Regions from separate parts of the Homo sapiens genome. Here all the other regions are linked to region 2. A link is a loop called in an ENCODE intact Hi-C map of the cell type or tissue named here. Cell type or tissue: gastrocnemius medialis. All regions are shown on one strand.

Evidence for each region. Hi-C counts contacts between places; a loop is a spot of excess contacts. Peaks named below come from ENCODE experiments on the same cell type or tissue, not always from the same donor. Only the 100,000 strongest peaks of a DNase experiment are listed, where the experiment ranks them.
Region 1: a loop joins it to region 2, with 4 times the contacts of the local background. A loop is called at or near these places in 3 of 110 quality-filtered maps.
Region 3: it touches region 2 in a loop (5-fold over the local background); 3 of 110 quality-filtered maps call a loop at or near these places.

What each region holds. Positions count from the first base shown.
Region 1 is chr3:135,145,157-135,153,156 of GRCh38, forward strand. All of the region lies in intron 5 of EPHB1 (EPH receptor B1), which reads left to right. LOC102724019 (a long non-coding RNA gene) reads right to left here and starts at 2,746. Exons shown (of 3, transcript XR_427412.4): 1 at 2,574-2,746; 2 at 2,045-2,128. In gastrocnemius medialis, no CTCF peak of the experiment used is centred here; DNase peaks (open chromatin) are centred at 2,685 and 3,435; H3K27ac peaks cover 3,392 bases.
Region 2 is chr3:135,214,299-135,222,298 of GRCh38, forward strand. The region is part of intron 12 of EPHB1 (EPH receptor B1); the gene reads left to right. Among named protein-coding and RNA genes, the nearest start is that of EPHB1, 420 kb to the left of the region's middle. In gastrocnemius medialis, a CTCF peak has its summit at 4,350; DNase peaks (open chromatin) are centred at 2,253, 2,892 and 4,253; H3K27ac peaks cover 5,158 bases.
Region 3 is chr3:135,132,903-135,140,902 of GRCh38, forward strand. EPHB1 (EPH receptor B1) reads left to right here. Exons shown (of 16, transcript NM_004441.5): 5 at 1-147. It overlaps LOC102724019 (a long non-coding RNA gene), which reads right to left. Exons shown (of 3, transcript XR_427412.4): 3 at 6,920-7,503. Among named protein-coding and RNA genes, the nearest start is that of EPHB1, 340 kb to the left of the region's middle. In gastrocnemius medialis, no CTCF peak of the experiment used is centred here; a DNase peak (open chromatin) is centred at 4,039; H3K27ac peaks cover 1,647 bases.

The sequences.
Region 1 (8,000 bases), 69 kb before region 2:
CTATCTAAGCAGGACCTTTTCAGCAAAGTTACCTCCTAGAATAGAAATGTCAGAGGGAACACAGTTCATCTGTGTTGCAAATTGTTCTTCTTTGGTCATGAGTACTAGTGGGCTGGAAGTCTTTAGTTGACATTTAAATACAAACTTTGGTTTTTTGATATGGGAAGTGTTTCATATATTTAAAAAAAAGATGGCCAGCCAGCCCAATCCTTCATTCACAACCCCATCACTCATAGCTTCTAGGATCTCACAGAAGTCCCTCGAGGGGACTTCTGGAGACTGCTCAGCATTGTTTGGGTCTCTCTATAAACTTTTCAGAGTCTGGGTTGGGGAGATAGAAAATGGACTGGCTTCAAGGCCCTAGCAGCTCTGATTCACCCAGAGCAGCTCTGCATTGTTCTGTTTCACACTTTATACTTCAGGGAGAACTTTGTTTGGAGAAAGGATTTCATAGCTTTAAAAAATAGAAAACTGCCAATATTAGGGTAACGTTACAGCTGAACAATCCCAGTGAGATGGGGAGGGACCCAGCCTGCTAGGTGTCTTCATTTACACCACAGAGAAGAACTTCTATCTCTAATCCCTTGGGACTACCATATTCAGGCCTATTCTATGTTCTTTGTGAGATGCAGTCTCAACCCTGCTGACTCAACCCTGCCGAGTCACAACCCTGGCTCCCTTTTCCACCTCATGCTCCTTCAAAGGCCAATATTCATGTTTGTTAGAACTAAGGGATTTTCTGACTCCTTTTACCTCTGAGGTCTTTAGAGAAGAGCCCGCAATCATTGCAGTAAGAGTAAATTTTTGTTGAACATTTATTATGTGCTAGCACAGTGTGAAGAGGCTAAAAACATGGTCCTTGCCTAAAGACTTTATTGCACTGATGGAGAGCAGAGGTGAGCACCTCGGAAGGTAGATCACAGTGCACTGTGTCCCAAAGTGGAGATCACACCCCAAGGGGCTTTGGGTTGGGAGGCAGGAAAGGGCACTCTGGTGGGCATGGTCAGGCAAGGATAAGCAGTGTGGGGCAGTGTGAGGCTCCCCCTGTGCCTTCAAAGGCCGGCAAGGTCAAGAAAAGAGATGCCCACAGGGAATGGAATTAGGGCTTTTTCTAGTGGTGAGCCATTGAAGGTTTTTAGCATTGGAGTAACAAAGGTAAAATTGAGTTTAGAAAGATTAATATGGCTACAGAGTAGTTTGAAGTGAAGAAGTTAGAGGTGGACAAGAGAGTTAGGATGGTAAGTACATGAGGCACAATGAGATACAGGTGACGAGACCTGTGGAGAGGCAGTGGCAGGGCCATGGGAGCATCGGGGGCTCCTGGGCCTGAGCCACACATTAGATGGGAAGGCTATGCTTGTTCACTGTCCAGAGTCACTCGGTCTCCTTATCCTTAGGGACAAGATACCCTATCACTTACTTTCTAGGTTGCTTCAGGTTATCTCAAAATGTTCAAGGGAAACCAGCTCTCTTCTGGAGCGTTTATCACTCCAGCCTCTGGGGAACCCAGCTCTTTGCTAGCTTCCCCTTTCTCCAAGCCCATTTGTATCTATCACATCCACCATGGCTTGGTCGACATATTTATATATCCTCTCAAAGATATTTATCAGATAAATACCTGAGGCTGTCTCTGGATCCCACTTTTTACATTTACCTTGGGGAATGATGCCCAGTGATTGATTTGCATATGTGAACAGCAGTGGACCCAGAAGGATAGTTTGGGGTGGTTGCCAAGTCCCCAGCCTGGCAGGTGGGATCTGGTTGAAAGGAGCAAGAGACCACACAGAGAACATCTTCAAAACATTTGGGAAATTAATAACATAAGAATTAATATTCCTATTTTACAGTTGAAGGACCTGAGGCCCAAAGAAGACAAGGCCTTGGGTTAACCTTATCCCAAGATCACATAATAAGCAAATGGCAGAGCCAGAATAGGCACACACATCTCTCTGCAGCACCTGGAGGGCCCTGACAACAGCCCTTCTTTATTTCTGCTAACTCCTGCTGCTCTGAGCTGGGCCCTAGGCTCCTTACTATTCCTTACCTTACCCGTTTTCTTCACAGCTATGGTCTGTGCTATAGATCACAGGTAGTTAGTCCAAGGATGATTTGGCTGGGAAACGCTGTTCTAGAGAGAATAGAAGAGGTTAGTATTACCATATGATCCAGCAGTTCCAATCCTAGGTTGATTCCCAAGAGAAATGCAAACATATGTCCACACAGAAACTTGTGTATGAATGTTTATAGAAGCATTATTCTTCAACTTGTGTATGAACGTTTATAGAGGCATTATTCTTCAACCCAAATATTCCTCGACTGAGGAGCATTTCTCCCAGACAAAGCAATGCCCTATGAGGGTAAAAGTGGTTACCAAGCCTTAGGTTCACACTGTGCAGGCTGGGGCAGCAGCATCACTCTGGGGGGTCACTGGGAGGGCACCCTCCAACACACACACTGTATGGAAGGGCCAAGGAAAACTACTCTACCCTGTCCACCCATGAGTTATTGTGTTGGGGAGGCAGATGGCCTCCTCTTTGTATGGGTCTCCTTGGGAATTTTAGATGTGAAAGTACCTCTCACTGGAAACAGCATTTGCCGTCTAGAAGAGTTGCTAGAGCATTTGCCCAAGCTAAGGCAGAGGCAGCTCAGCTGTGACCTACATCTTCCTAGAGCTGGCAAGAGATGTCCTCAAACAAGGCTGTCCCCGTCACAATTTCCACCCACACACACAACACTGTTTTCCCTTTTAGATAAGATTTGCTGAACTCTGAAATCTGAGTTTCATAATTTTATAACCTCTTTAAACATTTTACTCCAATAGATCAACTGAAGTCTGAGTGTATGTACGTTAATTTTAACACAGTAAACTGTTATATCATTTGTTAGGTCCCAAAACTGATTATGGTTAAAACTGTTGAAAGAAGTATTTTGGCACAAAAATCAACTAAAAGATTGTGAAGTATTTTTAATAAGCATTGTAATGTATTAAAACTTAGTAATTGTCCTAGAAAAAAAGCATCAAGTAAATCTTGTATTTTTGGAATCTGAGATGCTTAATTGTTGGAGGAGGATGCCCCTATCAGATAAGGAAAACAAAATGAGTAAGAAGAAACCTTTGAAGATAACTGAGTCGGTAACTAAATTAAAGTGTCAAGGAATGTCATAAACATAAAATGCTTGGCCCACGTGAACCTGTGATATGACAGTAAAACTCCTGCACATCAGAACTCTAGGATCCAGAGTCTGGGTTATTAACTTTTGAGATAGAGTCATGCCACCATCTCAGACCCAGCCTGAGTCTCCTGGGACTTCACAGTTCCCTTTGGGACCGTTTGTACAAATGGAGGGCTGTCTGGTGGTCTGCCAGGCTGCATCTTCGATACTACTGGCAGTGACCAGTGGTCAGTGACTAGTTTGGGCCAACATTTGTTCCACGTCATCTGTGAGCTCTTTCACAACTTGCAGCTAGGGCCATCCTGTCCCTGTAATTTATTCACATCTCCTTTGTCAATTCAGGCAAGAACATTCTGTGCTCTTCCTCTGCTGTATGTGATATACTATCTTGGATCTGTCTGCTTTAAAAGCAATTTGAGAGTAAGTTTTCCCCAAAGTCTTTGGTGGCAAAAACAGAGACAAAGGACTCACTCACTCAGCCTGCCTTTGTTTTTCTCCATCCCAGAGCCCCTTGACCAGTGATGTTTTAATTCTCTTTCTGCTTCTGACACATTTACAAGGCCTTTTATTGTTGGCTATAACTCTCTTCTTCGACACTCTCATTCTGATTCTGTTTGAACCCTAGTTGATTTTTCCTTGGAGTCTGATGACACTCTTCTTTGCTCTTTGCTCTCCTATTTGGGTGCCTGTACTCTGTTGGGTCAGCCTCTTCATTTGCTAAGAAAGGGTGCAGGGCACCTTTGATTCCATTTGGATTTACCGGGCACTGCCTCTTTAGACCTCACACATCTTTCTTGAAACTTCATCAGGTTCTTTCCAAGTAACCCCAAACTAAGTCTTTCTGCTTACGTTTTCTGAAGAAGGGTCCATATTTGTTTCTTTGCTAAATTTGAATAATCTTGTGAACTCTTTATTTTCATTTCTTTCTCTCAGTAGAATGTGTAATTTATTCAAAACCTTTATGTGTGTTTGCCAAAAAGAGACTCTTTCAGATGTTCAAGCAAACTATCCCTTCATCTGAGGAATATAGAGAAAAGACAATTAGCCAGGACTTACTGTGAAAACCATTGTATATGGGGGCAAAAGGGGATACTTCTTTGAATTAATCTTCTCATCCCTCTTTAATCTTTAGCTTTAGTTTTGCTAGAAGAAGTTGGTGTTTGAGTGAATACCAGAGCTCATTCTTATTATTTTCTGTTTTGTCCGAAAGTTTCATAGCACATAAAACAACAGATCAAGAGGTGACATTTGCCCTTGGAGAGGGAAAAACCAAATTCATCACTGCAGGTGACTGTTGATGGCAGAGCACTGAACATAAGCTGCCCGTGATTTTCAGGGAGGATAAGAAATGCTTTCTTGCTTTCTCCCATGTGCTAAATCCCATCGTAATAAAATGTAAACCATTTAGAATGACCTGTGTGAGAATACACAGTCTTCCACAGGGCCTGTAACCCTCATGTCATTGCCATGAATCTGAGAAATACAGGCAGGGATGGCCATCACCCTCTGGCAGCTCTTCCCAGACCCGAGTGCCGCTGACTGCTGGGGAGTCCATACCATGTGTAGTGACAGGAGCGTTTCTCTCCATGGATTTCACTGTCAGTTGCCTCTGGATCACTCTGCCCTGTGATTGCCTCTTTACCATCTGACCCCAACTAGACTCCTGCACAGAAGTGCAGGGCTGTGACTTTCTTACTTGTTCTTCTGTCCCCAGTGCTTAGAACAGGACTGGCACAGTGTTTGGCAAATATCTTGAGTTTTTAATGATGGCTTTCCAGAGAGTAGAGGCAAGGAGAAGAACCAAGCCCGGCAAAATCCTCAGGCCATTAGCATTGATCTTTCCATTTTTTAAATACATGATGTTTCAGCTCTCAAGACAGAGGGACTCTGAAGTCCTGTATGAAACTGACGTGATTCACAACATGTAAATTGTGCCTCCGCAGAGGTCTGCAAGGGCAGCCTGAGAGTCACAGCGTGCAGTGGAAGGAAAGAACTGTCAGGAGCTATTTGTTCACCCTGTCTTTGTGGACCCACTGGGATCCTCAAATGATCTGGACTGATTCCAGAAAACTGCCTCGCCTTCCCTGAACTGTCTTTATCCTCCCCCATGACTCTGTCCCGTGATTGCAAGGTGTTGGGAAAGATGATCACAGGCCATTCACATATTTAACCATCAAGCCTTGTTGCTAAGTCCAGGACTCAGCTCTTACTTTCATTTTACCTGACTTAGCAACAGCATTTAACGTATTCTGTCCTCCTGGGAGCACCTTATTTCCACTTGGTTTCTAGGCGATCACACTCTCCTGGTTTTTCTTCTGCTTCATTGGTGGCTTTTCCTTCTCAGGCCTCTTTAGTGTTTTCTCCTCATCTTCTGAATCTTGAATTTTTTCTATCTATTGATTCTCTTGGTGATCTCTGCAAGTTCCACTTATTTCAATATCTGTGAAATATTGGTGACTCCACATTGGTCTCCAACATGGACCTTATGCACCTATCTGGTACTCAGCATCTGCTCTGGGACACCTTGGACATCTCAAATCTAACAGGTCTGAAGTGGAGCACCTGGGCTCTCCTCTCAAACTGCTTCTAGAAATGTCTCCCTGTTCTCAGTTGATGGCAGCCCCATTCTTCCAGATGTTTAGGCCAAAACCCTTGTAGTCACTTGACTCTTCTGTTTCTTCCACATCCCATATTCATGGAAATATTCTAAATAGATTCAGAATCTGCCTACTGTGCTGCTCAGGCCAGGTCTTAGCAGCCATTGTTTCCCAGCTATATTACTACAGCAGTGCTGTGATTGGCTTCCTGCTTTTACATGGCCCCTGCATTCTATTTGGAGCACAGCAGAGAGTGATAATAGTATCATATAAGTCAGATTACATCACCGTGCCTTGTTGACAGTCCTCCTATGGCCCTCCAGCTTGCTCAGGGTAGAAGCCAAACTCCTTCTAGTGTCCCTCAGGGTCCTGCCCCCTGTGGACTCCTCTCTTCTGGGTCCCACTGACTCCCTGATGCCCCCAGATCAGCCCCTTTGTCCTGGCTGCTCCAGATACCCACTCAGCTCCCTCCCTTCCCTCCTTCAACCCTGTGCTCCTGCATCTGCTTCTCAGGCAGCCTTCCCTGATCACACACCTCTCACCTCTGGCATCCTGTGTCCCTTTCCCCTTTCCATTTTTTCATGTACTTAATATATTTTAACACAGCTTATGATTCATTTATTAGCTCTAGTCTCTGCTGAATCCCCCCACTAGAAAGTAAGCTCTATGAGGGCTAGAAATTTTATTTTGTTCACTATGGTGCCTCTAGAACCTAAAAAGTGACTGGTACTTGACAGATGCTCAATAAATATGTTTAATTAATTAATTAACCTGGGTTATAGATACTACTAAGTTGCAGGCAAGAAAAAATACACTTGACAGCTTAATCAAGATAAATTATTTCCACTTACTAAACCAATAGGCCAAATTTAACACCGTAAAGGTTGAGATACATGTACATTCTCATAGTCAAAGCCAAAAGCCAACTCTACAGACAAAAGATGAGGAGCATACCATGGGGAAACCTAAAGGTTATATATAACTGCCATTTCAGGACTGAACAGCAGGGACATGTTTTTGATCCAAAGGCTATCGGTCATATTAATAGATATATAATACACAGATCATGATAGATATTAGTTTTATTCTAATCTTTGCTGCTCAAATAGTGGAAAGAGAATTGGATTCACTTCCAAGCCCCAAGCCTAAGGAGAATTTAGGGAACATGGTCTCATTTGGAAAAGAGCCATCTTGGGTGGCATGTAATGGTCATGGGAGAAATATTTGACTATTTTTTTTTCAGCAGGAATAGCTCAAGGAAGATCTAACTAGTTTCCTTAGATATTTGACAAGACATTTTGTGGGAGGGGGAACATCCTTTCTTACTTCAGTTGGTAGAAAGGAAAACAGTGGGAAGAAGATAACTTTCAAATAAAGATCGGAAGATATGTAAATTGGTGAGACTTACCTAAGTATAGAACAGCAGCTCCTGGAGGCAAGAAGTCTCCCCTCTCTGGGGGTACAGCAGGAGCTTGGCAGCAAATTCCCAACAGGGAAGTTGTAGGGGGAATCAAAACTACATTAATTCAGACCCTCCATGAAGCAGACACAAAGATGGGATTAGATGTATGAAAGATTTACTGGGGAAATGAGATGGGAGTCAGAGGAGGCTGGGAAAGCCATCAGACCATAAGAAAGGTCTGATCTCTGTAAAGGAGAGAGGGAAGGAAGGAGGATTGGGTAGGGTAGGAAGAGCTTTAGCTTGCTGTGGGGGTTATAAGGTAGTGTTGGAAAGGCCACTGGGGAGTCTCTGATTGGAAGTTGCCCATCAGAGTAGTCCCATATATCGCAGGAATGGGTCTGCCATGGCATCCCTGCTGCTCTCATTCATTGGCTGGGAGCAGCCTGTGGGAATCAGGGCCTCTGTGTGAATATGGTGATGGACTGCAGAGTGCAGGAACTGGAGCTGTTAGTTAATTACTCTTCAAGGAGTAGGAACTCTGAGAGGTGCATTTCACAGCCACCACAAGGTCTCTAATGGGAACAGGGCATACCTGCCTTCAAGGTCCCAGAGGACACTCTGGCTCTGAGTCCTTATCACACTTCTAACTCTTTATGGCTTTCCTGGACTAGCAGCATCTTCAGAACAAGTGCTCTGCATCCTCTCCCTGAGGGGCTGCATGTAGTAGGGACTCACTGAGGGTCCAATGAGTAGTGGAGAAAGCAGCAGCCACCTTGTGACCCCGTAGTTGTGCAGTGTAAATTCCAGGTCTTTGAGGGCAATCTGTT
Region 2 (8,000 bases):
CCCCTCTTTCCCACATTAACTGCTTAGATCCACTTGGGGACAGCTCAGCTCTTCCATTTCCTCTAGAATCTGCTCCATCTGCATCAGACTCATTTCTGGTACTGCTCTAGGGCACCAGGCATGAAGGGTCCAGCCTCCCCTCATGGGACAAGGGACAGCCTTTCTACAAGGGTAATCTCTGTAAGCACCTGGTGCCATGGCCCATCCTGAACCTGCTGGAGGAAGCCAGGCCTGTCACTCATGTGCGCTCCAGAGGTCTTTGTTCTGTGACGAATTTCAGTCATCCCAGGTCATGGTGTAGGCAGCACCCTCATCTCACCACCACCAACCCCACACACACCCATTATCCATTATTCCCATGAATTATTGTCTCAGCTGCAGCCTCCATCCTCGCTGTGCTTCCAGGAGAGAGCATGCATTTCAGCCACAATCGCTTCCATGCTGAAATCTGTAGGGCCCTTCCTTTCACAAAATTCGGCCTTCATTCATGATATTGTACTGCCCAATTGATCCCTGTGTTCAGCAATGTCGCCTGAGAAAGGGGCAAAAAGACCATTTCTAGAACTTTCTTTCCCAGCATGGTGTGGTGAAATAGTTCTTTGGCATGGTACGAGGAATGCAGGGTTTGGATCACACTATGCTTTATGAACTTGGGCCTAGTTCTCTTCATCCATAAAATGGGGTTTGTATGATTTTGTTAGATTTGTAAAAACCCATCTGATAAACTGGTGAACATGCTAGGACAAGTTCCGTCCTGGTCACAGCTTATATGAGTGTTGTGGATGCTACCATAAGTGCTTCCCCATCTCTCAGAATCCCTATCCCATGGCAAGAGATGGCAGATGTACAGTTTTCTTTTTTTCTTTTTTCTTTTTTTTTTTTAAGACAGAGTTTTGCTCTTGTTGCCCAGGCTGGAGTGCAATGGTGCAATCTCGGCTCACCGCAACCTCCACCTCCTGGGTTCAAGTGATTCTCCTGCCTCAGCCTCCCGAGTAGCTGGGATTACAGGCATGCGCCTCCATACCCAGCTAATTTTGTATTTTTAGTAGAGACAGGGTTTCTCCATGTTGGTCAGGCTGGTCTCAAACTCCCGACCTCAGGTAATCCGCCTGCCTTAGCCTCCCAAGCTGCTGGGATTACAGGCATGAGCCACCACGCCCGGCCCAGATGTACATTTTAAAGCTAACTAGCGAAAAGGATCCTATAACTTTCTCACTTTCCAGTCACTCTATAACAGAAAACAATAAGGCAGACAGCCACCAGAAATCCAGAAAAGCTGATATTCGCGAAGGAAAATTGAGGACCTCGTGGCAGGATCACCATGGGAAAATTCTGAGGAAACCCTGTCAAGAGAGAACAGGGGAAAAGAAACTAAAATGACTGTGTCCATTGAAACCTGTGGTTCTCATGCTTCCCTGGGGACCAGAGTTTCCTGGAGGGCTTGTAAAGACACAGACTGCTAGGCCCCACCCAAGAGTTTCTGATTCATGGATCTGAGGTGGAGCCTTGGAATCTGCATGTCACGTGAGTTCCCAGATGATGCCGATCCTGCTAGTCCTGGAGGCCACTTGAAAAACCTCTTCATTGAAACCGTTTCAGGGAGCATGAATTTTATTTCACAAACTTGCATTGTAAGAAATGTCAATTACCGTATTTCTCAAAAATCCAAGTAAATCTGACACCAAATCCCCATCCTGTCAGGCTGGAAAAGAAAGTATATTTTCAGTCATCTTAGAACTTCTCCTTCTCCAAGCCCAGGGAAGCATGAAGGCCCCAGACCACACTTGGGCTCCAGCATCTTTTCACGGGGTGGCAACACCTGTGCTGTGACTCAACTTCCCAGATGCCCACCCAGCCATCACGTTGTCTGAGACCGAGGAGACAGCGAGGGCACAGGGCCAGTAGGTGCCGCCAGCACAAAGCTCCACACCAGCATCTACCTCTAGGTCCTGGGACCCTCATTCTGATGCTGCTACATCTGCCCCCATAACAACCCATTTCCCAGAGTCTGAACCCCTCCCCTCATCCATCAACTCTTTTGTGGAAAAGAAAAAGCAAAAACCTATCAAATCAGCCCTGGAGATCCTGAGGATTGGTATGAAGGAGTTGGAGACAGGTGGATAAAAATTACCCTCAGTCTTGAGCCGGGCACGGTGGCTCATGCCTGTAATACCAGCACTTTGGGAGGCCAAAGTGGGCAGATCTCTTGAGGTCAGGAGTTTGAGACCAGCCTGGCCAACATGATGAAACCTCATCTCTACTAAAAATAAAAAAATTAGCCAAGTGTACTGGCACTCGCCTGTAATCCCAGCTACTTGAGAGGCTGAGACATGAGAATTGCTTGAACCCAGGAGATAGAGGTTGCAGTGAGCCGAGATCATGCCACTGCACTCCAACCTGGGCCACAGAGTGACACTCTGTCTCAGGGAAAAAAAAAAAAAAAAAAAAAATCACCCTCAGTCCTGAGATTTTTCTACACCACTGAAACAAAAATATGCAAATTAACACCTCAATCATTTCCATTGTTATGCATCTATCAGTGAACCAGATGCCCTGTTAACTGGGGTGAATCTCAACAAAGAGGACTTTCTTGCATCACTTTGGTTGCAAAGCCCCATCTTTTCTAAGTAAATCACTGTTCAAGGAAAGAAGGCAGTTCGGTGTGCCTGATGGGGGTCACCTGTGTCTGGAATTAAAAGGTCTTTTCTCGGCAGGGAACTTGCTAGGGTGTCTTTCAAAGAGGGGATCCATAAGAGAAAAGGTCAAGAGGATGCCAAAACCTTAGCCTTAGGGGCCATTCCCTTCCTCCTGCCAGGCCCTAGACCTGACCTGCACAGGAGATGTGGGTGCCACAAACAGCCCGAGACCTTCTTGGCTTTGACACAGCCAAGATGAGTAGCAGACCTGCCACCACTGTCCCTGGTAGCAGCAGGGCACTGAGGGCAGTGCTGAGGATAGGCATCACCGTGTCCACACTGCCCAGACATTGCCGCTCCACCAGGGACCAGCAGTGCTATGCAGAGTCCTCATGGGTAGAAAATGGTTAGGGTTAGGGGAACTCTGTGATGAGGACAAAAAGACTGTGAACTTCCCCTAAAGCCTGCAATGAATAACTCCCATCAGTACCACACACACACACACACACACACACACACACACACACACACACGCACACGGGGAGAGAGAGAGAGAGAGATGTGTGTAGTGTAGTTATGCACATGTTGTTACGCAAAGCATAGTTAGAGATACACAGTGAAATTCAGAGCGATGTACACACAGAACTATACGCAATCACCCAGGGCTACCCAGAAACATACAAGTACAGGCACAAACATTCCGAGTAGGCACCAGGTAATAGCTGGACTTTTTTCTCTCATTACCCCTGAGCAGTGAGTTTGACTGCAACAGTACTCTGTTTCAGATTTTTTTAATAATGCACTTAGTACATTATAAAATGTGCAAAGAAAGCAGAAAATTATCTCCAAGATAATCCTTTCTGCAAGATTTTCAGGAAAAAGCTGTCTGCACTTTGCTGCACCACTGTAAGAAGTTGCTTCTCAGTCGGGTCGATCCATCTGCCTGATAGATTTTGGCTAAGGCTATGACCTTCATCTGTCAGAACGGGCAAGGTTTACTGGCTTTCTGTCCAGTGACCCCAGGTCCAGCTTTACTTCTCCCCATAGCTCCTGGCAGTATTTACATTTAAATCATAGTTTTCTTCTCTTCTGATTCATGGCCTGCCTCATGAGGCAGTTTTCAAATTATGATTTCTTACTCATCTTTCAATCATTGAGCTTGGGTAGCAGGGCTGTCTCTTGGGTGGGTAGGAAAGTGGAGAGGGATGAAGACAAGCAAAGACAAGACAGAGAGACCCTTTAATTGAAGCCAGGATAAAACTGAGTCCTGGTCCCCTGGAAATTCTGCTCTAACATTAATTAAGCTGAGAGTAAAATAATTCAAATGCCACTCTATCCCCTTTTCCACCACTCAAATAATTCTTCTTCAGGCAGATTTGGCTCCTCCTTGCTCTGATATCTCTCCCTGGGTCACTTTGTTACCAATGCTCAGTTAGGGATATCAGGCCCTGACTGAAATTCCCTTTTGAAAAAGACTCAGCATAATTATTCTTAGTAAGGCCTGTATATTATTAGCATGGGTGGGATCAGTATGGAATTTCAGAGCCTGAGCCAGCATGTACCCAGGGACTGGAACAAGGAGTGGGTCAGGTTTCTCAGAAAACACATCTCTCCATTCTGGGCCCCACAGGGGTGTGATATGCAAAGCCCTCTTCCTCAATATGCCTGTCATCATGTGGGAGGGGCCAGCCACCTGGGTGCAGGCCCATGCAGTGCCTCTACTGGCTGTTCTCCTAGCCAATACATATTTTTAAAGCAGCTAATATGTGCATAACACTGCAGTTAACAAAACAGGTAGTTCCTGAGCTCCTCAAGTTTCCTTCCTAGCAAAAAAAGACAGACATTAAACAACTAATTATGCAAGTAATTATATAATTGCAATTGTTAGGTGCTATGGCGGAGAAGCATATATCAAGCGTGTATCACAAGACCCTGAAGAAGGAACACCTGTGTTGAAGCCCAAGGACGAAAAGGGGTTAATTAGGGGAAGAGCATGGCCAGTGCCTCCCTCATGGGAATGATCCCAGAGCTGGACACAGACTCTGCTTGCTCAGCAAGGACAGAGTGTGGAGGAGAGGAGGGAGTTGGAGGAGCCTGAGCTCAAGCACAGGTGGGGGAAGAGTTGCCCTCCCACAGAAAAGGCCCAAGAGATACTGAAAGAAACTGAGGTAGACGTAAGCCTCATCAGAACAGAGGAGGCTAGAAAGTACTTGATGTGCTTACTGGATAGTGAACAGGAGGCCTACTTGGCTAGTGTTTGGAAAAGAGTGTGAAAGGTGTGTTAGCTCTGGAAGGGCCCTGGGATCAGTTGAATTGTATCCCTCCCAAAAAGATACATTGGAGTCCTTACCTCTGGCACCTGTGAATGTGACCTTATTTGGAAATAGGCTTTTGCAGATGTAATCAAGTTAAGAATGATGTCATAATGCATTAGGATTAAGTCTAAGTCCAATCACTGGAGTCATTAAAGAAGGGGGATTAGACAAAGACACACAAGGAGAAGATGGCCATGTGATGGCAGAGGCAGAGGTTGGGTGATGCCAAGGAATGTCAAGGTTTGCTGGCAAACACCAGAAACTAGAAGGAGCAAGTCAGGATTCTCCCCTGGAGGTTTCAGAGAGAGAATAGCCCTGCGAAAGCCTTGATTTCAGACTTGCAGCATAAGATTTTAGAAAAATGTAAAAAACAAAAAATCTTTATAACTCTTGGTTGTTATGTTCACTGAGTTGGCAATGTAATTTTGCAGAAGCATTGCCTTCCAAGAGCTGTGACCACAAGATGTTAAATAACAGGGACTCCTCCGGTTTCTAAAGCCCTGATCAGCCTTGATACTGTAGGAGTCTGCAAATCTGTCCAGTTCTGTAAGAGTCCTGTGCATTGTTACAGAAATTGATAAGGAAGGCGGGGATCTTGTCCCATGCACCCAGACTAATAGGGCTCCAGAATGTTGTAGTGTTTGCCTTATGGGCCCTACACAGAGCAGAATTCCCTCACAAAGAAGGCCTCTGGATCTAGCACATCTGTGTAGGCAAAATGTTTATCCAGGTAAGGGTAACTAGGCCCTTCAATTCAGCTCTCCAAGAGTACACAGGCAAGAGTTTTTTTCTAAAGACCCTGGTAGCTCAAAACCAGCACTATCAAGGCTAATCACATTATACTTCCTATGGGAATGCTGAATTCAACAATCTGAAGGTAGTCAAGAAACTCATCCAGTATAGGCTACAGATGTCTAGGGAAAAGAGAGAGTGAGTCCAAGTCAAAGCAAGGGGGAAAGAGAGCAGCTGAGTGAGGAAGGGAAAGACCAGGGCATGGCCAATCAAAGGCTGCTCTGCGGATGCTCACCCCGCAGGCATTCTAGCTGCAGGGGGAATATGCAGGAATGATTTCAGAAATGAAGATTTTATTTTAATCCTCCCACAAAAGCATTCAAGTAAGCTCTTTCTCTGTGAGAAAGCTAGAGAGTAAGAAACAGGAAAGGAAGGTTCTCAGCGAAAAGATCCATGTCGACTTCTAATATTGCTCACTTAGAGAATACATGCCATCTGGGCGTTTGATAAAAAGAAAAAAGGGCGTAGAGAAAAGCTCAAAGCCATGGATTCTGCTTGTGAGTGCAAGGTGCTCGCCTTTCCTCATGGCCAGCTCTTTCCTTTGTTGGAGGCCTTTTTTTTTTTTTTTTTCCTGGTCAGCAATGACTTTTTCAAAGTGACCTGTCAAGTCTTCCTTTCTTTATTCCCTGTGGCCAAGGAGCCAAGCAGTGGGCAAAGAGGAGAGAAGAGGAGAGGACCCAGGTGACAAGGGCAAGGCTGGTATTTTATTCATTAATTGTCTGAGTGTTATCTATAAAATGCGAATTCACAGCCCACTTGTGCCTGAGGCTGACCCCAGCATACTCACAACTTGCTACTCCAAGCCAGAGAGGACAAGAATACCTGCCTTGTCTTCATAGATTTTCATACTGTCTCTTAGAGGTGCATGTTTTGGGCACAAAATCCAGGGCTTTCTGGCCCATGACTTAGTCAGGAGTGGTCATGGGTCTCTCACTTTAGCCCTGTCATTTTGAAAACCTTTTCCTTTGGAAAGGAATTTGGCCCGTTCCAGGGACTATTGAAGACAACAGAAAACCAAAGAGCTAAGCAATTAAGTTTATGTGCTTCTAAATTGACATCCCCAATAAAATGATATGAAATGGCTTTGTAGCTGGATATTCTACCCTGAGAAATTAGAAGGGCAAAAGTTTGGCCAAGAAGGGGATGGGGAGTGGGTGGAAAATATTTTAATATCACTTTAAGATAGCATGTGTTCTTCCCAATTTTCTTCCCATTGCATAGGCTATGGTTCTATTATCCAAAAATAATGATTATTTACCTTACTATTCTATACTAGTTCTCTGTACTAGAAAATTATTTTAGTAAGCAAATTAGGCACCATCACTTAAACCTCATTATTCATTTTTGTTGTTGTTTATTTGTTTTGACTTTTGGTATCCATTACCGTACTAGTAATCATTATCTTCAATAATAAACACAGTGAACTCATTCTTTCCTTGTTCTATTTTTCAATGTTTTTATCACATTTCCAATCATTTAGCATAATAAGTCCCAGGAGCTCTAATGACAGACAATCTAACGCACAGGACTTAACAGGAGATAATTCTGAATGGTGGCCCCCTCAGCAGTTGAGGCTGAATTTTGATCCAGAAAACATGATTTTAGTTCTGGTTCTACCAGTTGTTAACTTGGAGTCAGTTACTATACCTCTCTGAGGCTTCATTCCATTATCTGTCAAAGGGGATACTATATTACGCCTCATGTACATCACATGACTACTGTAACGATGGAAGGAGACATATTGTTTTGAAATTCTTTAAGTAAACCCCTAATGTCCTAAAAATGTAACAAAATAAAAAATATTACAAAAGCTGATGAATTAGAATCACTAGTAAATGGTTCTAGATCTTAGTAAAATACTTTTACTTGATTTAGGGGGGAAATTATTTCAAGAATACATGACATTCTAAATATAATTATTAATAGCAATAAGCAGAACTATTTCTTTTCAGCTAATAATGCAAGTGGTGGGATCCTAATATAAAATTTCACCAATGTGATGCAAAGAGCACAAGCTTGGATAGCCAAAAATTTAAGATCAAAATTTAAACCCTGGCTCTGCTCCTAACATATTATTGTAGTAACCTAAGTGAGGTATTTACTTCATGAGCCTCAGTTCTCTAATATGGGGATAAGAACTTACATTTTAGTAGAAGTATGAAGATTGGATCATAATAAATATGTACAGTGCCCAGCAGAACAGTTGATGCCTAGTGGATGCTTGAAAAAATGTCCATTTGCTCTCATCTTCTCTGAG
Region 3 (8,000 bases), 81 kb before region 2:
TGGGCCTGACGGAGTGCCGCGTCTCCATCAGCAGCCTGTGGGCCCACACCCCCTACACCTTTGACATCCAGGCCATCAATGGAGTCTCCAGCAAGAGTCCCTTCCCCCCACAGCACGTCTCTGTCAACATCACCACAAACCAAGCCGGTAAGTCTGGAGGCTTCTGTGCTCCTGTTTGGATGTGTGGCTGGCTCTTTGTCTCTAGGCAGGGACACAGCTGCAGCCACACCCATCCTGCCCGTGTACTGTCAGGCCTCTGCCCAGGAGTGAAGGTGTCAGGTGATGGGCATTTGTGATCACATAGAGCAGGCAGGTGTAGTGTTGCGCTTCTGAGAATGAGCTGCAGACTAGGGGATTTTCTTGTGCCCAGCACAAAAGCAAAGAGGTATATCCAAGCCAGAATAGGACCTAGTGCTCTTCATCCAGCCTGAGCTCAACAAATCCTGTTGGAAAGATGGATGAAGAGATGGACAGACAGGTGTGTGAGTGGACAAACAGAGGATTGTGTAAATGGATGGACAGATGGACAGAGGGCTAGGTAGGTGGACAGATGGATGGACAGACAGATGGTGAGTGAGTGGAGGCACTGAAAGACTTTGAGAACAGGACGACAAATGATGCTTTATGGAAACCCAATGACAGAAATTTTCCAGAGATCATATGATAAAATCAATATTACCTTCATTTTCCAATTAAATCTATGTAGTTCAAAAGTGTATTCTCCTTTATAGCTTGCTCTGATGAATGATATGCTGCTGTTGAGACCTCAGATAGATGGCAATAGATCGCTCCTGATAGCCAGCACATCCTTGTGGGATGCATAGCTCAGAACACATTTTCTTCCTCTTTATTTCTGAATCTTACACTCTTCTGATCTTTTCTCTTTATTACTTTTCACAGCTCTTGCAAGAATCTGTTTATTTTTATATCAATTTAACGAGTCCGTTCATGCACTTATTTATTCGTTCATCATTAAGAGACAGTCATTTAGCATGTACTGTGTGCCACGCTGTGGATTAGACACAGTGAAGGATGCAGTGATACTTGGACACTATTGTTCCTCCCATGAAACTCATTAACTGAAGAATTTAGAGGATATAGATACAAAGCACAAAGCTGCAAGGTAAAATGCTATATGCATGCAGTAAATACCAAGGGAGTTAGAGAAAAATGAGCAATCTCTCTCCCGGGGTTACCGTGCAAGGCTGCAGAGGGGAAGTGAACATCACATGCACAGGCAATGGGGGTCATAGGCAGTGGACCGTGATGCTATTTGGAATTATAGATTTTTCTCAATTAACAAATTCTAAAAGGACAGCTTGTTAGTAGAATAGCAGGAGCCAAGCATCTATCTCTGCTCTCTCTTCCTCTGTGTATCTCCCCCTCCCTGACCTCCTCTTTTCTACTCCATCCTTTTCTACTCACCTCCCCACCCTCAGACTCATTCTGCTTCTTTTAAAACCAGGCATCTTAGGCATCTTTGATGGCATATGAATCTTGAGTTTAAGCTGTCAGAACTGAGAAGAAAAAAGGTGTCGTAGGAGAGCATGTCTGTCCAGATGGCTGTGTTGCTGCTGTGTGTGGGTGTGTGTGTGTGTGTTCATGTGGTGTGTTTGTATGTATGTGTATGGTCACGTGTTTACATGCATACGTGTGTAGTGAGAAAATAAGAGTGGAAATGTAGAAGCCTCCAGCTGGTGACCACAGTGTTGGTGCCGTAGAGACAAAGGTTGTGACATTTTGTCTTACCCAAAGAAAGGAGAATGGTAATTTCTGCATTATGTTAAGCATGTAACATGGGCAGCCTTTGTTAGCAGTATTTCCCTTGAAGAGTTTAGGCAGAAAACTGGCTGAAATATTTTAGTGTCCCAGCTTTTGGGAATGACAATCCTGCCAGGCTGTCATGTTACACTGGGCTTGGCTGTCTTTTCTCTCTCTCTAAGCATGTGCGAACAAACCTGCCACTTATATCGGTTTGCTTTTATTTCTGCCCTCCCTTCTCTTACCCTGCTATTCCCGAACCTGCCCATCTGCTTGTCTTGCCATCTGCACCTTCCTAGACTGCAGTGGAGCTGGGGGACCAAGGCTCTTGCAAGGGGCCCTGCATTACCAACATGCAAAATATTCATTTGTATCCTCACCCTTTTGCACCTCCATGAGCACACTTCTCATGTGCTTTGTTCCCCCTCTGGCAGGCCCTTTAATCTTAATCATCCCCGATTTTGTAGTCCTAGCCTCCATTATCACCTTCCAATCTATGATTCCCTGTTTGGTAACTCTGGAATTCTGGTGTCAGAGAGTTTACACTCGCTGAGAGAAGGATGCAATTTCTTCTTGGTAGCACATGGTTATTGTAAAACAAATATCAAGTTGACCAGTGGTTCCTAATCTATGGGCTGTGGACTGAGGAACAGGGTGCCATCGCACTGATTTGATGAATCTATGTGTAAATACAAATTATTTTCAACCAACAGATAGTATTTTTTTAAAGATGAGAACCATCAAAGTAAACATTCAAACCTGAACTTCTGTGAGAACAGTTTAGAACCATGAACAGAAGCTATGCATTTTACCAGAGGTGGACAAGAGACTAAAAAGTAGGCATCATAAAAACTCTAATGACTCAGATCCATTAAGGGCTGAGGTGGGTGGACCCATGTGTTACCAACAGGTCATGACATGTCTAACCTTCCCAGAATACCCCTGAGCTGGTCCACTCTAGCTCACACTGGGTCAGATCTAGCTCAGTCTTCCTCCCCTGGCTTCATGGTATGGTATGACCCCTCTCTGTGCCTGTGGCCACCTGTCCTACTGTTTGAGTCATGAGTAGCTAGATGGCAGGCAAAGAATTTGACCAAGAGGAGTCCTGGGATCAATCATTAAGTCAACCTGTGTTTATTGAATGCGTACTCTATGTCTGGAACTGCCCAAACTGTGAAGTGGCTGGGGACTATTGAGTGGGTCCTGATTGAGAAATAGATGAGTAATAATTATTATAGTTAACACCTCATGTTTGTGTTTCTTTTGAGTTCACAAAGAATTTTGGAATTGTGTGGACTCATTTAATCCTCATAATTACACAATGACTTGGGGATTATTGTTCCTATTTTTCTAATAAGAAAGCAGAGACTTAAAGGGATTTGGAGAATCTAGGATTAGAAAGAGATCAGCAGGATGTCCCTTGTCTGTGTCTGCCTTGTGGTGTTCTGTCCTAAAAGTGGACAGTACCTCTGGGCTCCCCATTTCATAGTCTCCAACAATAGGCTCTTCTTGATTCCAAGAGCTGTGATCTAAGAAGAGACCTTGGAGATTTTTGCTATCATTTGTTTTTTGGTCATTGGGCACATGGTAGATACAGTTTTTCACTCAGAGACAGGCTTGTCTGTTGAGTTCTGAGATTCAGAGAGCCTTCATCTTCTCCCATCATGACCCCAATTATGTATATAGTCATGACTATTCAAGGACCAGGTATCACTTGGAGAGTTTCAGGACTGGATCCTTACCCAGTCCAAAGGCAGTGGCAGAGAACTGACATCTTTGAGCACCTCCAATGTGCCAACCCCTACCAAGTGTTTTGTTTTTGTTTTTGTTTCTGTTCTTTTTACAGAGAAGGTGGGTCAGATGAAGAAACTTAGGTCAGAGCAGTTTTGAATTTGCTCAGCATCTCACAGCCAACAAAGGATTCTAAGAAACATCATTTGCACCTCCCTAGGCTGCAGATATTTCTGAGAAACATCATTTCTTGGCTGTGAGATGTTTTGTGGCCATTTTATCCTCAGACTGATGAAAAATCACATTATAGTGGACTGTGTAAGTCGTAAGCTCTCTCTAAGCTGTTGCCACATTGCTAGGCCATTTTAGCTGTCAAAAACTGTCCATCATCTTTGGTCAGGATTGGTCATGAATTATGCAAGCTCAGATTTATGTGAGGTCTTCAGGGATACATCCTTGCACTGAATACAGCTGCCATGAGTTTAAAATAGACCAGATCAGGTGCAACTCTCTCTGTTCCAGTGGCCAAGTGATCTGCAGAGAGATTGTTATCACCACTAACTCCTGCAGTCACTCTCTGGCATCTGGCCCCAGATTCAGACTGATGGCCGGATCATCTGGCTGTCAGAGAGAATTAAGTGAATGACAAACTTTACTTCTCTCTTCTGTCAAATAGACTCGGAGTGTCAAAGTTGGAAAAGAAGACCTCAGAGGAAATCTTGGGGGTATAAAAGATGAATCAGACCAGCACATGAGCTTGGGACCATCTAAGCCAGAGAACAAACTCAAAGACCCCTAAGGCCAGGCAGGTAATGGAGAGGAGCAAAGCAGAGCCAGGTACAAGGCAATAGAGAGTGGTGGGGACTGCAGGGAACTTTAGAGGCAGCCATTGTTCAGCTCCAGCAAGAGTTGCATGCCCAGCACTGCCTGATTTTATAAGCTGAAAATCCAGATTTAAAATGTTGACAACTGATTAGAAAATTTTAAAGCACTTGAGAGCCAAAGAAATCCAATTCTGGATTTAGCCTGTTGGCGATGGTTTGTAACCTCTGATTCAGAGGGTGAATCTGATTAACCCAAGTCTTACTGCCAAGCATGCTCTGTTTTCCATTCTCATTCCACCACGGGGCAGTCATCTTCCTCACCTCTGGGCTCATGGTGGCAGAGTGCTGTGGGGTATTCCTGGGGTTGCTTCCCCTCTCTGCTCCTCACATGAATCATGCAAGTTCATTTAACTGGCAAGATCCCTCATTTCTTGCCTATAAAACAGGTGTCATGATACCTGCTTCCTAGTACTATAGGGACAAGCAAATGAGAGAGCAGATAGAAAATCACTCTGTAAACTATGCTATGGACTGAGAGATTAGCATCATTTCTGGGAATATGTCTTCAGCTAGAGAGCAATTTGCCGTATTTTTTCTCCCTAGACTGTTTCCTTCCAAGCCTTCACAGTTTCTTTGTTTGGGACTGATGTTATCTGTATCAGATACATAACAGATATTGGTTTCTCCAGTCTGTGCTGGGAGGGGTAGGCACCAGAAACGAAAGTAGCAAAGTCTGTATCCCAGTGAGCTAATGATGAGGTAGGAAGTGGAGCCCAGAACCTAGGTACCTGCCATTGGATGATTCTGATGCTCAGAGGAGCCTCTCTATCTTTCCTCATTGTGTATTTGAAGAAGCAACAATTTTCCCCTCACTTGCATGATCTTATCAGCACAATTTATATCTGACATTTATATTACATGCAGTTCATGTATGGCCTGCGTGCCACTTCCATGTGGAATACTATCCATCATGCCCACAACACAGACACAACCCATTATTTACTTTTCTTTTAAAAATGCTGCACTATTTCTGTTAATAGTTACAAGCCCCTATAGTTTGTCCATTTTTAAGGCACTTTTGAAGTTCTTAGACAGTTAAAATCACTCAGATACACTAATTTTCTTACAAAAGAATTACCTAGCCCATCAATTCCTCTGAATACATCACCTAATTTGCATTATTCCTTGGTTAAATATAGTATTTGCATGCATAAAGAATAATCTTTGAATATGAAAAGGAATTTTATGATATTGCAATATATTGAGCTCTTTGGAGGAAAGATATTATGTAAATCTCAAAATTAAATATTAAAACAATATTACACTGCTGCCTGTAAAAATGTGGAGTGTTAAGATCCATATGCTGAAGCCAGTTCATTTTTAAGGGCTGTGCTTATTGGAAATTAGCAGGCAAAATTTGCTCCAACACAGAGAAAAGATTGAGTGAGAACTTTAAAGACTAGAAGGACTTGAAAGAAAACTTTCATCGAAGTTAATAAAGAAAAGTTAAAAAAAACTTAAGCAAATAAAATTTTCACTGTTCTTAATTCAATTTCATAGTTTGTTTCATTGCTTTCTTCTCATTGTTAATTCTAGAAAATTTTGTTTTTATTGTTTCTTAAGCTCTGGCATTGGGAAGGAACTTCCAAGTGGCCTCAGAAAGGCCCTGGCCATTTGCAAACAATGATGTGTTCTCCGTTGAGCTCAGAGGGTCGGCAGATGGCACTGCCCCTGACCAATGTCCTGGCTTCTATCCTTGGCAACCTCGCAGTCCTCCACCAGATGGTGAGCTATGTGGAGAGTCACACTTTCTCACCTACCACCAGTTTCCTGAGAGAGCAGCCGCACAATGCCAGGCACAGAGAGCCTTGATAAATATTTGCCAGATGGCTTCAGTCCCCACAGATGAGCATTAGTATGTAAGTGTTTGGCTGGGGAGTGGTGATGAGAATGTGTCCTGGTGACCCACAGGTAACATCTTAATATCCCTCCCAGATTAGTCATGTAATCTGGAGTCTTCCTCCACTGTGGCTCCTTGCAGGAAAACTTAGGGAATGTTGCTTAGGATGATGCTACAAGCCCTGATCCACTCAGAGGAACACAGAAGAGACTCAACCACTCTCAAAGGGATTGGTTTGTTTGGGCATTTTAACTTTGGAAATGTATTCATTCACTTAACACATTCTTTATGACTGCTCACCAAGTACTGCTTGCAAGTACTGGCTCAAGGGTACTGCTTTTTAGGGGCTCCCATTTATTCGCCTACTCGTCAAATATTTTTCAAGGCCTTTCTGCATGCCATATACTGCTCTAGACACTGGGAACACAGCAGCAAACATAACAGACAAAAATCTGTGCCTTTGTGGAGCTTGCATTCTAGTCGACAGCACTCACTGAGACTGGGATCAGAGGCCCAGAAAAGTCACAAAGTAAGCAGGTGACTGATTGGGAAGTGACTTGATGGGGTGCAGGACCCTCAGCTGGGCTCTTGGTACCACCCTCTTCTGTGGTGCCCATTCTTACATTTCAAAAGTTAGGATGGAACCACGTGTCGTTGCCAGAGAGCATTTCAGTTTGTGGTGGATGTTGCTATACAGTGACAATGTGTTTGATGGGATATTTTATTGTTCAACAGACCAGTTTGAATGAACTCCTTGTGGATGGATATCACACGCTGGGACACACAGTGGTTGGGTATGGGAATTCTCCTTCCAGGTTGTGAGCAGTGGCTTGTGATGCTGCTAATAGCTCCAGAACAGCCTTCACTCTGCTAGGAGTACCAGAGTGCCCACAGGACTCAGGGACCTATTTGCTTGTTTACTCCATCTTGGTCCAGGCACTCCAAGTACATAGCTTCAGGAGTAAAAATGGCTACTGACAATGAGACTGGAGGAAATTTCTTACCCTGTAAGGATCTCATATCCACATGAGATTGTTATAACCCTTATTGGAGAGGGGACACCAGTTGGATTATTAGATAGTTGCTGTTCACCTTGTGAGCTATCCCATAAAGAGGCATCTCATAAAGAGGCAAAGAGGATGGGAGGGAGGAGGGTGCAGGTGATCCATCCTCCATGCTCCTGTGGCAAGTCAAGTCAACTCCATGAACTGACTGGCATCTCCAGGAGAGAACGCCCTGTATCCATCCTGTTGACTATTGTGTCCAGATAGGCGTCTAGTTGGGTACCTGAAATATAGAAAGCAATCAATAAACGTTCATTGAATGAACTAGTAACTTGTTAAATAAATACATGAATGAATGCTTCAGTCTTTCTTAAAGTAATCTCAGGCATCAGCAAATGGTGCAGCTTTAGCTGTCTCTGTGATCTTTCCTTTATCAGGCACCTTTGGGTGGGGAGCTGTGATTGCAGTTACCCCTTACATTCTCCCAGATGTTGGTAAGACCTCAGGCTTCCTGTGTGCACTGCACCCCCAAACCATAACCATGTTCTGTGAGAGTTGCTCTTCTATGACCTGGCCTGTCCTACCTCCCCCACTGGCAGGGTCCCAGCTGCTTGAGCAATTGCAGGGAGGGTGGTTGGGATGGCATCCCAGCACTGTTGTCTGTCCCCCTGCATGCCAGCCCCGCGCCTATCATTTTCACAGTACCATCCATGTTAAACAGGCAGGAGCACCAGGGGTTTCTGAATGCAGCAATTAACAAAACAGTAATCAAGCTAAGTG